Linked DNA regions of Homo sapiens: regions 1, 2 and 3 are each linked to region 4. Evidence: chromatin contacts called from ENCODE Hi-C or POLR2A ChIA-PET data. All regions are on one chromosome and are shown on one strand. Each heading gives the region's core, a stretch centred on a gene start or an enhancer-like site at or near the end of the contact. The rest is flanking DNA. Distances are from core to core; before and after follow the strand shown. Region 1 overlaps MIA3 (MIA SH3 domain ER export factor 3). Region 2 has its middle 9.4 kb from the start of TRT-TGT2-1. Region 3 overlaps LOC101929750 (a long non-coding RNA gene). Region 4 overlaps DUSP10 (dual specificity phosphatase 10).

Region 1 (2,700 bases), core at 73-2,572, 930 kb before region 4:
ATCGAAATTCCAGAACCAGCAGAAAGATCCTTTTAAAATGGAGTCAAACTAAAGACATTTTCATACAAAAGTAAACTCACTGAACCTGCATTAAAGTATATTCTTTGGCCGGGCGCGGTGGCTCACACCTGTAATCCCAGCACTTTGGGAGGCCGAGGCGGGTGGATCACGAGGTCAGGAGATTGAGACCATCCTGGCTAACACAGGTGAAACCCCATCTCTACTAAAAATACAAAAAAAATTAGCCGGGCATGGTGGCGGGCGCCTGTAGTCCCAGCTACTCGGGAGACTGAGGCAGGAGAATGGCATGAACCTGGGAGGCGGAGCTTGCAGTAAGCTGAGACCACGCCACTGCACTCCAGCCTGGGCGGCAGAGTGAGACTCTGTCTCAAAAAAAAAAAAAAAAAAAAAAAAGGGAAAGAAAGTCTGGAGATACGTGATTAGCTAGGGGACTGGCATAAAAGATGACAAGGGCCTGAATTAACACAGTGACTTTAGGGGTGGACAGTAGAGTACAAACCACACATGGAGACTGAATGAATTTTGGGGAAGTTGAATAAAACACTGCCACATCAATGGGTTAACTGTATCACGAAGAAAAACAGTTGCCATTTACGTAATTCACATTACTATTGGAGGCAGAGAAGTGCTCTTTTTTAAAAAGTAATGAAATGAGGAATGTCTCTCTGAAGCAGGACAGGCATTTATTTAGAGCTGGCCTGAACAAAACCTGGAAAATCTAAACTGGCTGCCTGGTGAGCAAAGAATTAGAGAAAAAGTTAATGGTATGGTTTCAATATTTAATGGCATACAGCAGTAGCAGTCTAAGCATTTAAAAAAGTTAAATTTGCTTAGCAAGAGAGGCCTCCTCACACACTGCCATATACACCAAAGAGTAAAACATAAGAGCAAACACAAATAGCAACTGCCACAGATAACCTATTTTTAGAGAATTCAGATGTTTTTGTGGACAAAAAACTTGAACTATAAAAATATACCTCTCAAAAGGTACCTCGCTCGAAATTTGAGATATGTATTTCAGAGGATTATTATCTAAATATACACACCAAATAGTTCTACATTCAAAACTCCTAATATCTTTGCCACAATTATGTTTAGTTTGAATATTTTACTCTGTGAAGTCCAAAACTAAATGTACCTTCAATAAGTAAATTTTCCTTTTTTGAAGTTTTTATTCTACTAAAACACGTCATACAAATCCCTCAGACTGTTTAAAGGAAATTACATAATTGACCACAAAGAAAGGAAAGTGAAACAAGTGGCGGAGCCACAGACAAGGCATGGCCAGATCTTCAAAAGAGAAGCACTCCCACAGCAGCGACCGTCAGTACCAGTACACTGCTCCCCCTTAAGTGAGTTACAGGCAACAGTTTTTGACTACTGGTTAGAAAGGAAAGAAAAATGCAGCTTATGAGAAACAAAGCAGAAAGAAAGAAAGACAAATTTATACTAATTACAGATGCAAAAGAGTACAATCCTGAAAAACGATAACATTATCTATATTAGTACACATTTATTTACTGACATGACAATACAGTTAACAGTAAATGATGATAATCTTACTTTTGCAAAGCCATCTCCTTCTGCTGATAGAGCTCATTCAGAATCTCCACTTTCTGCCTCAAGGTTTTGCATTCATCTTCCAGTCCAGCTTTGGCAGCTTGTAGTGAGTTGCGGTCATCTTCCAATTTCTTTACCTGGTCTGTAAAGGATAAAACATTTGAGTTCCATATGTGTGCACAAGAACTTGAGAACTTGGTTGGGGGCTGGTGCTGAGAGAAATGAGAAGTATGAAAGCAGGAAGCCGCTCTTTATCTTTCTAATGCAATTTTGTATCTTTCCAATATATAGCAATTTCTTCTCAAGAAGCAACCTACCTTCCAGGTTACATTTAGTGGACACGGAGGCTCTTAGCTTAAGCTGTAAAAGCTTTAGATCCTCTTCAACTACCGATATTGCAGTCTGTGTCTAAAAATTGCAGAAGAGACAAGTATTCATAAAAGTGAGGCATAGTAAAAGTATTCACAGGCAATTATGGGACTCTAAAAACGATTATACCCGAGAGACATCCATCATCTGCTTAATTTGATTTTTCATCTTCTCATTCCGGTCACCTAAAAAACAAAAGGCTTTCTTTCATTGCTTTTTCTTCCCTTGCTTTTTAAATCTATATTTTCTTGATTTACCCAAAACTAAACAATTGTCATGTTCAAACATTTAAAGAACAAACAAAAACAGAAAAGGATTAGACTGACTTTTAAGAGAACTGCAAACTTAAGACTGAAAAAGTGAATTCCCATTTGTACAATAAACATGTTATACATGCCATTATTGAGCAAGAAGAAACATGTGAGATAAAGCTCTTTCTTCCATCTGGGCTTAGTGTCTTATTCAGAAAGATTCCCTCCTATTCTCCTCCAGAATCTACTACCAGGTGTGGTTTAAAACACCCACTACACAAGCAATATCCAACTTGAGAGAGGGCATCTAGAAACATTTTCCTCATCAGTAAACACTGCAACACTATAGCCTCCACTCTCATGGCCTTAGTTTATGGATCCAACCACCTCAGTACTCTCAAAACCAGTTGTGGTTTTCTTTCATGGCCTTAGTCAGTTTATGCCTCCAACCACCTCAGTACTCTTAAAACCAGTTGTGGGCCTTAAAACCACACAGCTA
Region 2 (2,700 bases), core at 165-2,664, 730 kb before region 4:
ACCAGGCCCCACCTCCAACATTGGGGATTACATGAGATTTGGGTGGGGACACAGATCCAAACCATGGCAAAAAGCTACCCAAGTGATTTTAATGTGCAGCCAGAGTTGAGTACCATTGCTCTGACAAAATTTTTTATCTTATATATGAACAAGAAGAGACTTCAAGAGCTTAAGTAACTGACCCCAAATAAAGGCCATACAGTCAATTACTGGCCAAGACTCTGGCCCGCTCTATTCCCCTATTGGAAAACCTCCACAGCAGTCACACTTTGGGTCAATTTCTTACAGAGGATAGCTACAGTCTTTATGTCTTTAAATCTAAATCTAGATATATTATTTGAATAGTGCTAGCATACTCTGGCAGAACTTTTGAGAGTGAGGACTGTTCCAGAACTATCTGTGCTATGTGACCTCAGGATCTGGAGGTGGTGACAGGCTCAGATTTTACAGTCAGGAAAGTCTGGTTTCAAATGGTAGTTCAGCCACTGACAGCTCTGCACCCTTGGCCAAGTTACTTGGCATCTCTGATCTTCAGTTTCCTTGTAATGTGAATGTTTTGTCAACACAGACTGGTTTCTTGGTTGTGAAGACTAAATAAGATAAGGCCATAAAAGTCTCAGCACGTAATTAGTGCCTTTTAGGAAGCCGATGACTTATCCATTAGCTGGTGGTGCAATTTTACCTTTTAAATGATAGCAGTACTAGTAATTATTACTGTTGTTGTTCTTCTTATATTCCATGTATTTGCCTTCCAGATAGGTGGTTCTTAAGCAGAGGTGATTTTGTACCCCCAGGAAACATTTGGCAATGTCTATAGGTATTTTGATTGTTATAACAGGGGTGGAGGTTTGGGGACAGTGGTGGGGTGCCAGTGACACCAGTGGGTAGAGGCCAAGGATACTACTAAATGCTCATAATGCGCAGGCAGCCTCCCAACAACAAAGACCTATCTGACCCGATGGTGCGAAGGTCAAGAGACTCTGCTGTAGATATCTGTAAGTAATTGGGAGCTTGAGGGCCCAGAGCCACTGGGTGGTGACAGGATGATAATTCTCAATTTTTGCTATTGTGTGGCAAGGGGGCAATGTGTTTAGGGGGTTGCAAACAGCTCCATGTCTACTCTCAATCACCACAGAGGAAGGACTTTCCAACTCTTTACATATGAGTTGCTGTGGTAACCGGTAAGTAATAACCCTGGGGTTTATACTCCTTAGAGGTGCTGTGAGGATAATCTTGCACCTAAAGTTTAGAAACACTGGTATCAAAGCCTAAAGAAGACAAGACGATTGCATCAGATCCCACAGGAGGGCTGTCTTTCTCCATGCTTGTGTTTTGGGCCCCTGGGGGTTGCATCAGCCTCCTCACTCATGAGCTCATCATTTATAAATGACAGCCGCCAAAGTCGGGAAGTATGAAACAGTTGCCAAATGGAGAACTTGCTCAGCTTTCTTGCTGGAGCCCTGTGTCTTAACTTACTTATATTAAAAAATAAAAGGAGCACAATTCTGCTAGGCAAGCTCTGCTATGTGAGAAGGGAAGAATACATGCAGAACTTCTCGTTGAGAGCACAGAACATTTTCGTGTCTGTCGAGATCACCGTGGTTGCTGAACGTGGCCGCTGTTGAGCAAGTGGTCAGTAGGTGGCGCTAAGTCATCGCCGAGAGGACGCTCCTGTCCTAGACCTGAGTTACTGTCAGTCTTGGAGCGCGCACACCCCAGAGTGAAAAATATAGTAACAGGAAAGATTTAGTTCTTAAAATAAGTCAGCAGCTCAGCGAAGCAGATACTACCTCGGCAGGTACATTTTCTTTCTTGAACTGATGGAAAAGGGCATTTACTGCCTACAGGCTTCTGGCTACAGAAATCAAACAATCAAAATATTCAATTAAATGAAACCAGCAGCAGGCCTGGCCCCAGAAGAGAATGAGAACCAGCTGGGCTCAGCCCTATGTCTGGGATCCGGTACCGACGTTCCTCTGTACTGACACGTCCGGAGCCAATGTCGAGTCACGAGTCACCCAGGCACGGTTTTCTCTCTCCAGTGAAGGCTTTGGGTGCTGAGATGTGCAGTTGTAACGTGTAGCATGGAGACCATTTTAGTGATCTAGCTGGCTCTTCTTAAATTATGGGAGTCCTGGCCGTACATGTAGGTGAGGACGCCACCTTTCCCACCTACGTGAGAAGGTAGGAGAGTGGAGATCCCTTGAGGCGCTGGAACAGGAGTGTTGTCATGGTGATGGGGCCAGTCACAGGGCTCACCAGTCCCTTTGGCGGAGTCTCTGCCTCAATTGTAAGGGAATTTGGAATCACTGGATCAGATGCAAGTTCACAGTCATGTTGCCACTTTTTTCCACAATCTATAGCCCCCACCGTGAAAGCTCCAGTGGGTCATGCTTTAGAAAGGGGAGGGAGGTAAAGAGTGGGTGGGGGGCTTTGAATCCAATAGTCCTGTATCCCAGCTCTGCCACCAGTGAGCTCTGTGACCTTGCAAATGCCATTTTGCTTAAGCTTCAAAGCTCTCCTCTGTAAAATATGCATAGAATGGGCAGGAGGGCTGCCAATGAGCTGCTTGAAATGAGTTCACATCTCTTGGAAGCAGAGAAAGCTTACAACTAAAGTGGCCAGACAGCCATATGTGATCTTAGAAGAACTGTTGAACCCAGAGAGAGGCCTCGAAAATGGAGATGGGCAAATGCCATT
Region 3 (2,700 bases), core at 9-2,508, 660 kb after region 4:
AGATTCGTACTCAGAGAACTATCTGCTAGTGAAAAGGAAAAGAGTGCAATCTACCAGGCAAAATAGAAAGTTAAGGTATGGAAGGTGCTCACTTTCCAAACAGCTGCTACAGTGCTATTATTAATACTGCCATGGTTATTTTCACGTAGGATATCTAGCACAGAAGGAAAATCAATCTCCAGCCAGGTCTGGGAGGACTCAGAACAGAGCTTCAAGGAGAGCATAACAAATGCCCCAAACTCCTTCTGCTTACTTCACTTAAAGTCTTATTAGTATCATCATTTCCAACTGGGCAACAACCACATCTGCCTCCCTTCTGCTTTCTCAGCCATCGCCAGTGGCAAGTTGGTGGTTGGATATTTTAGGTGGGTTCTATATGGTGGTTTTCAAAATTTTGTAACCCAAAACTTAGCTCTCCCTTCTGCATGGAACTATTGTGATTTAAAATTAGTAGTCAAGGTAGTTCCTCAATTAAGGAGTATTTGGAACAGGGAAAGTCTGCCTGAATAATGTCTGATTCTATACTTTCACGTGAATGTACTCCAACATGTACATCCATAGGTAATTCTGTATTATGGGGGTTATTAAAAAATATAAAGTTTGAAGATATCTTCGAGTCATTTTACCTGCTAGAACAATACTTGTCTAGTATCAGTTAACTGGTCACAAAGGAGAGGTCTTGTCTTACTCTCAACAGTCTCTGATGGTGTCATTTGAACACTGACACATGCAGATATTTTCTCTCTTTCTTTCTCATATGTGGTCTTGTTGAAACTCCACAATAACTGCGTTTGGAATCTACAGTCATATAAATTTAGATCATCATGGGAGATAATTATACTGTGGAAATGATACGATATTTACATGTCGAAAAGGAGTCATAATTCTTCGAAATAGATGCCTGCTAGCTTTCTTAAGAACTCATTTCACAAATTCAAGTTGAAACAAATGAATACATGTTCCTCTTTTTGCTTCCTCTTTTGAGCAATTTTATGATTGAAAAAAAAAGACACATTACCACAATGGAAAATACCTCATTTTTCCATTAAAATGTGCTCTTTTTAAACAGCTATCCCCCCACCCACTTCCCTGTTTATTGGGTTAAAAGGAGCCATTTCTAGGAGACCAAGCCAAAGTCTCAGCAAGGAGGTGGAAAGCTAGGTGCTTGGAAGGCTAGTCTGTTACCTACCCTACACTACAATGACTGTGGCAGCATCAACAACAGCACCAAACCAGCCAGCTGGAAAGTGAGAACAAATCATTCTAGTGACTGACAGTTTGGTCCCCTCTGTGTCCCAGGAGAGGCCAGGCTGATTTTCACCCACAGCGGGAGGCACTGGTTCAATCAGGTCTTCTTGCAGCTAGTGGATCCAGAATCAGAATGTTCTTATACAAATACCACTTTGTGTCCTGAAAAAGAGAGATTCCACATGGACCCAAACTACAGGTGTTTGTACAAGAACATTCTGTGGAATCTCTCTTTTTGAGGATGCAAAGTGCTATTTGTATAAAATGGCTTCATTTCACCAGCAATTTTGATTTCATTTTTCAGCCTAATTTGGGTAAAAAAAATGAAACCAAAATTGCTAATGAAATAAAAACCAATGTTTCATGGGTTGAATTTTTAACTTTTTGTATTAGCCCAACAGCGTCCATCTCTTCTAGTTAAATATCGACTTCTCTCCAGGTAGATATTCTAAAGACAAATGGAAAATTCAAACAAGTATGCTGACCTATAAAATGATGTCGACAAATAGTTTAAAGGGTTGACCAAATACTTTGCTCCTTAACTTGATTCTCTCCTTTTTAGTTAGACAGTTACAGTGTCATCAGAGAGAAAATAAGGAAACTAAAGATTGTTCAGGATTTGGCTCCTCACACTAATTTTATTCTCATGAGTTAAGATTTCCTTGATTCAAAATAGGGCTCTTCCCCTTTTGTTCATCTTTCCACAAGGTTCACACTCTCCTAAGGCCTGGGATTTCTCCTTAGACAGCTTCATCCCTACAATTATCTCAGGATCTGTGCAGATTCTCCACACATGGTGTTATTCATAGCATGCAGATGGGGTATTCCTATTCCTAATAATTTAGGTTAGAAAAGTACATTATGGATAAAATACAGCAATCTCTTAATGATCTCTTCTACATGGATAGCAAGCAGAAGTGCTCATGAATTCTAGGTAATTTAAGTTTATACATATCAGAAAATATTACCAAAAGCTTCCAACCATTTCTCTCTTCTCTCTCTCTCTACATACATTCTCATTCTCTCTCTCTCTCCCTCCCTCAAAAAGTATCTCTGCAGCATTTCACACAAGAAATTAATTAAATCCCATTGATTCTTTCTGGGAAATATGCTACTGAGCAGGAACATCCACTTAAGATGAAAAATACTAAAGGTGAGGAAGAGAAGCAAAAGTTTAGGATAATCTTCATGCTGGATTATAACTTAAATCCTGAATAACCTGGATTTGGCTGAACTTCACTCTTTTTTATGTTGTTTTCTTTTTTCAAATAAACTTCAAGGCATGAGATCGTGGTACTAAAATAGAAATACAGTGGAATCATGTTATTGCAAAAATTTGGCAAAGCTACTGGTGAAATCATGTCCCCTGAAACATAACAATGACATACAGTAAAAGCACAATTCATTTCAATGTGCCCATAAAGAGAGTGTTAGCTGTTCCTCAGAGTCTAC
Region 4 (2,700 bases), core at 34-2,533:
TGCTGTAACCTGTCTTATTACCACATTTTACTTACTTGCCTATTAATATAAATTAAGATTGTTTCCAAGGTTTTGGTATGACAAGAGAAACCTCTTGAAGGAAACCCTTGTTTGGAATTTTCTCCACCTTCCCACCCAACTGCACTCCCCATTTAGAGAAATGGGTACTAGCTGCCATTTTGGGTGCTAGTTGCCAGTTTGAGTTTATTTTTCCCCCCAATTCTCTTTCACTTTTTAACTTCTGCTTTTCTTTCCTGAGTGTAAGATCCAAATACCTATCAAAGTTGTGAGTTTTTAGGGACATCTTTATCCTTGACCACAGGTCTTGATACTGATCCTGAATGTGTGTGTTTACCACATGTCCTGTAAGGCACATATTGCAGATCTTGGACCTCTTTGGTGGATAGAGTGAGGACATGAGGAAGCACCACTCAGCGCTATTAAAAATCAGAAGCTATTGTGGAAGTGAATGATCTGGCAAGGCTAACAACGGCTCCTTATTTCATAAATATGAGTCACTCCCAGTTTTACACTGTAGATAAAACACTCTGAAAGGGACAATAAAAGCAGCAAGAGGTAGATTTAGTGAGATGCTGAGTAGATGTGTTTGTGTCTCCCTTCCTCTCAACTTTTCTAAATCCTGAGGTTTTAGTGCAGTGCTGAAGTCTTCTAGGGGCTTAAGCAAACACAGGCAGCAAAAACACATCAGAATGGAAAGATAATTCCCATTAGTTCATTTTGCCAAATTGAGGTAAAGTGCCCTTTAAATAGGAGATAATTCTTTGACAGATAATTAGCTTGTCTTCCTTGATAAAATATGTGAATTGGTTGAGTATATTATAATTAATTTTGCATATTATGTAAAAATCTATTCATGTACACTTACTAGGTGAATCTCTTAATTCCTACCTTGAGGATGGCTAGAAAGCCCCATTTCTGCTCCAGTGAATAGAAAGAGCTGGAGGAATGCTGTGGTTATGGAGTCCAGGAAGCCCTCTCTTACAAAGATTGGGAGGAGCTGAATGTGGTATATCATTATTAAAAGACACAGAGACTTCATATTAATACATGCATTTATTAAAACAAACTTTGAGAACACTTTTAGGCCTGAGAATGAGATGCTACAAAGTTGCCTAAATAATTACCTTGAAATCAATCTCTTGCTAGTGACATTCTTCTGGCTTCCCAATGTGGAGCTTTTTCCAGGGAGTGGAGTGAGTGATTGGCTGGGTGCAGCTAGCTGTTGGCTGGGCGGTGGCTGTGGGAAGTAGCCTGAGAGGGCACAGAACAGTTGCTCAATGACTCAGTGAGTCAAAGCTCCTCTCTGCAGTTTTTCTTCCCCCTACTCCTTAAGCCATTCTGAGCTCCTTCAGGCATCCCCATGTATCTGCGCACTGCTTTTGGGGTGTCTTTTCTCATTCAAAGCTATTGTCGTGGCTACTTGATTTGGCTCATATTAAAACGTGCACTGGGAGATGTTGGAGTGCTGAAATAAAAGAGCATGCTGTAGTTAATCGATCAGAGAGCCTCTCTTCTCCAAGTTGAAGTGTTTCTTTTCCTGAAAATAGAGTGGCTATTTGATGTTCCATGGGAGCCGAATGACTTCCTGGTGTAGTGTGGCTTATAGCACCGTAGATTTTAGTCATTGGTCACTACCCCTCCATGTGCATGCACACACATTCACATGCAAACAAACACATATTTTAGTTAACATTTGTAGAATGGGAACAATTATGACACTGAGCATTAACTCATTTAATGGGGATAGCAATAGTATTAAATCTATCTGCAGCGTCCAATATAGTAGCCTTGCTGCAAGCCAAACGTGGCCATTGAGCACTTGAAATGGGGCCAGTCCAAACAGAGATGTGCTGTAGGTGTAAAATATATACCAGATTTCAAGACTTTATATAGAAAATAATGTAAAATATTTCATTAGTAATTGTTTTAATATTGACTCTTGAAATGATATTTGCACATGTTAAGAAAAATATATTAGCAATATTTTACCTGTTTGTTTTTACTTTCTTGAATGCAGCTACTAGAAAAAAAAAATGCTTGTTATTATAGTAGCCTGAATTCCATGTCTATCAAATGTTGCCGATCTCAATGTGGTAATAACAGTATTATTATCCCCACTTTTTAGATGAGGCAATTGAGGCTGAGAGAGGTTAGGTAAGTTGCCCAAGGTCTCACAGCACAATGCCAAATTCAGACCTGCCTGACTCCAGAGCCCACACCCTTCATCACTAAGAAACTGTTGTATAATAGAGAATTTGTCTGGCCGTTGTCCTCAGTTCCTGGGAAATAATTTCTAAACCCTTGGAACTCCCCGAGTGTTAGGAGTGTCTTTGTTATGCATGATGAGCCCCTTGGATCACACCTGTGTTTATGTTAATGCGATGACTCAGGATAAGAGTTTATCATCAGAAAGACATCCACATGATTAGAAGGTCAGGGCTTTGTATTAGTTCATCTTCTTCAGCAGAAGAGAGTGGGACTGAAGATTGAGTTCAATCACAAGGCCAATAATTTAATTATGCCTAAGTAATGGAACCCAATAAAAACTCTGGACACCAAAGCTCAGTTAAACTTCCTAGTGAACACATTGCTGTGTCAGCAGGGCAATGTGTCCTGATTGCACAAGGAGAGGGCCTAGAAGCTCCATATGCAGGACCCTCCCAGATATTGCCCTGTATG

What was found. A loop is a pair of places that touch in the nucleus more often than their neighbours do. ChIA-PET counts read pairs that join two places held with the same protein, here RNA polymerase II (POLR2A). Pooled maps may share reads with other maps.
Region 1: a loop to region 4 is called in a pooled map, with 2.8 times the contacts of the local background. The contact joins two enhancer-like sites. A Hi-C loop is called at or near these places in 1 of 168 maps with a recorded cell type or tissue (naive thymus-derived CD4-positive, alpha-beta T cell), 3 of 37 single-sample maps with no recorded cell type and 10 of 50 pooled maps. POLR2A ChIA-PET finds 5 or more read pairs at or near these places in 1 of 52 experiments (AG04450).
Region 2: a map with no recorded cell type shows a loop between it and region 4 (4-fold over the local background). The contact joins two enhancer-like sites. A Hi-C loop is called at or near these places in 4 of 168 maps with a recorded cell type or tissue (GM12878, chondrocyte, heart left ventricle and 1 more), 6 of 37 single-sample maps with no recorded cell type and 7 of 50 pooled maps. POLR2A ChIA-PET finds 5 or more read pairs at or near these places in 3 of 52 experiments (AG04450, HepG2 and MCF 10A).
Region 3: a loop to region 4 is called in a pooled map, with 3 times the contacts of the local background. The contact joins two enhancer-like sites. A Hi-C loop is called at or near these places in 2 of 37 single-sample maps with no recorded cell type and 7 of 50 pooled maps.

The regions. Positions count from the first base shown.
Region 1 is chr1:222,653,678-222,656,377 of GRCh38, reverse strand. It overlaps MIA3 (MIA SH3 domain ER export factor 3), which reads right to left. Exons shown (of 28, transcript NM_198551.4): 16 at 2,080-2,135; 17 at 1,899-1,989; 18 at 1,585-1,723. Among named protein-coding and RNA genes, the nearest start is that of MIA3, 37 kb to the right of the region's middle. RefSeq lists an enhancer at 1,167-1,406. Within about 2 kb of position 1,322, at least 10 of the 41 ENCODE cell types and tissues checked have a DNase peak (open chromatin) inside an H3K27ac peak, as active enhancers do.
Region 2 is chr1:222,454,250-222,456,949 of GRCh38, reverse strand. No RefSeq gene overlaps it. Among named protein-coding and RNA genes, the nearest start is that of TRT-TGT2-1, 9.4 kb to the left of the region's middle. RefSeq lists an enhancer at 1,516-1,565. Within about 2 kb of position 1,414, at least 10 of the 41 ENCODE cell types and tissues checked have a DNase peak (open chromatin) inside an H3K27ac peak, as active enhancers do.
Region 3 is chr1:221,067,834-221,070,533 of GRCh38, reverse strand. The region is part of intron 3 of LOC101929750 (a long non-coding RNA gene); the gene reads right to left. Among named protein-coding and RNA genes, the nearest start is that of HLX-AS1, 190 kb to the right of the region's middle. RefSeq lists a silencer at 1,341-1,390. Within about 2 kb of position 1,258, at least 4 of the 41 ENCODE cell types and tissues checked have a DNase peak (open chromatin) inside an H3K27ac peak, as active enhancers do.
Region 4 is chr1:221,723,699-221,726,398 of GRCh38, reverse strand. The region is part of intron 2 of DUSP10 (dual specificity phosphatase 10); the gene reads left to right. Among named protein-coding and RNA genes, the nearest start is that of DUSP10, 17 kb to the left of the region's middle. Within about 2 kb of position 1,283, at least 12 of the 41 ENCODE cell types and tissues checked have a DNase peak (open chromatin) inside an H3K27ac peak, as active enhancers do.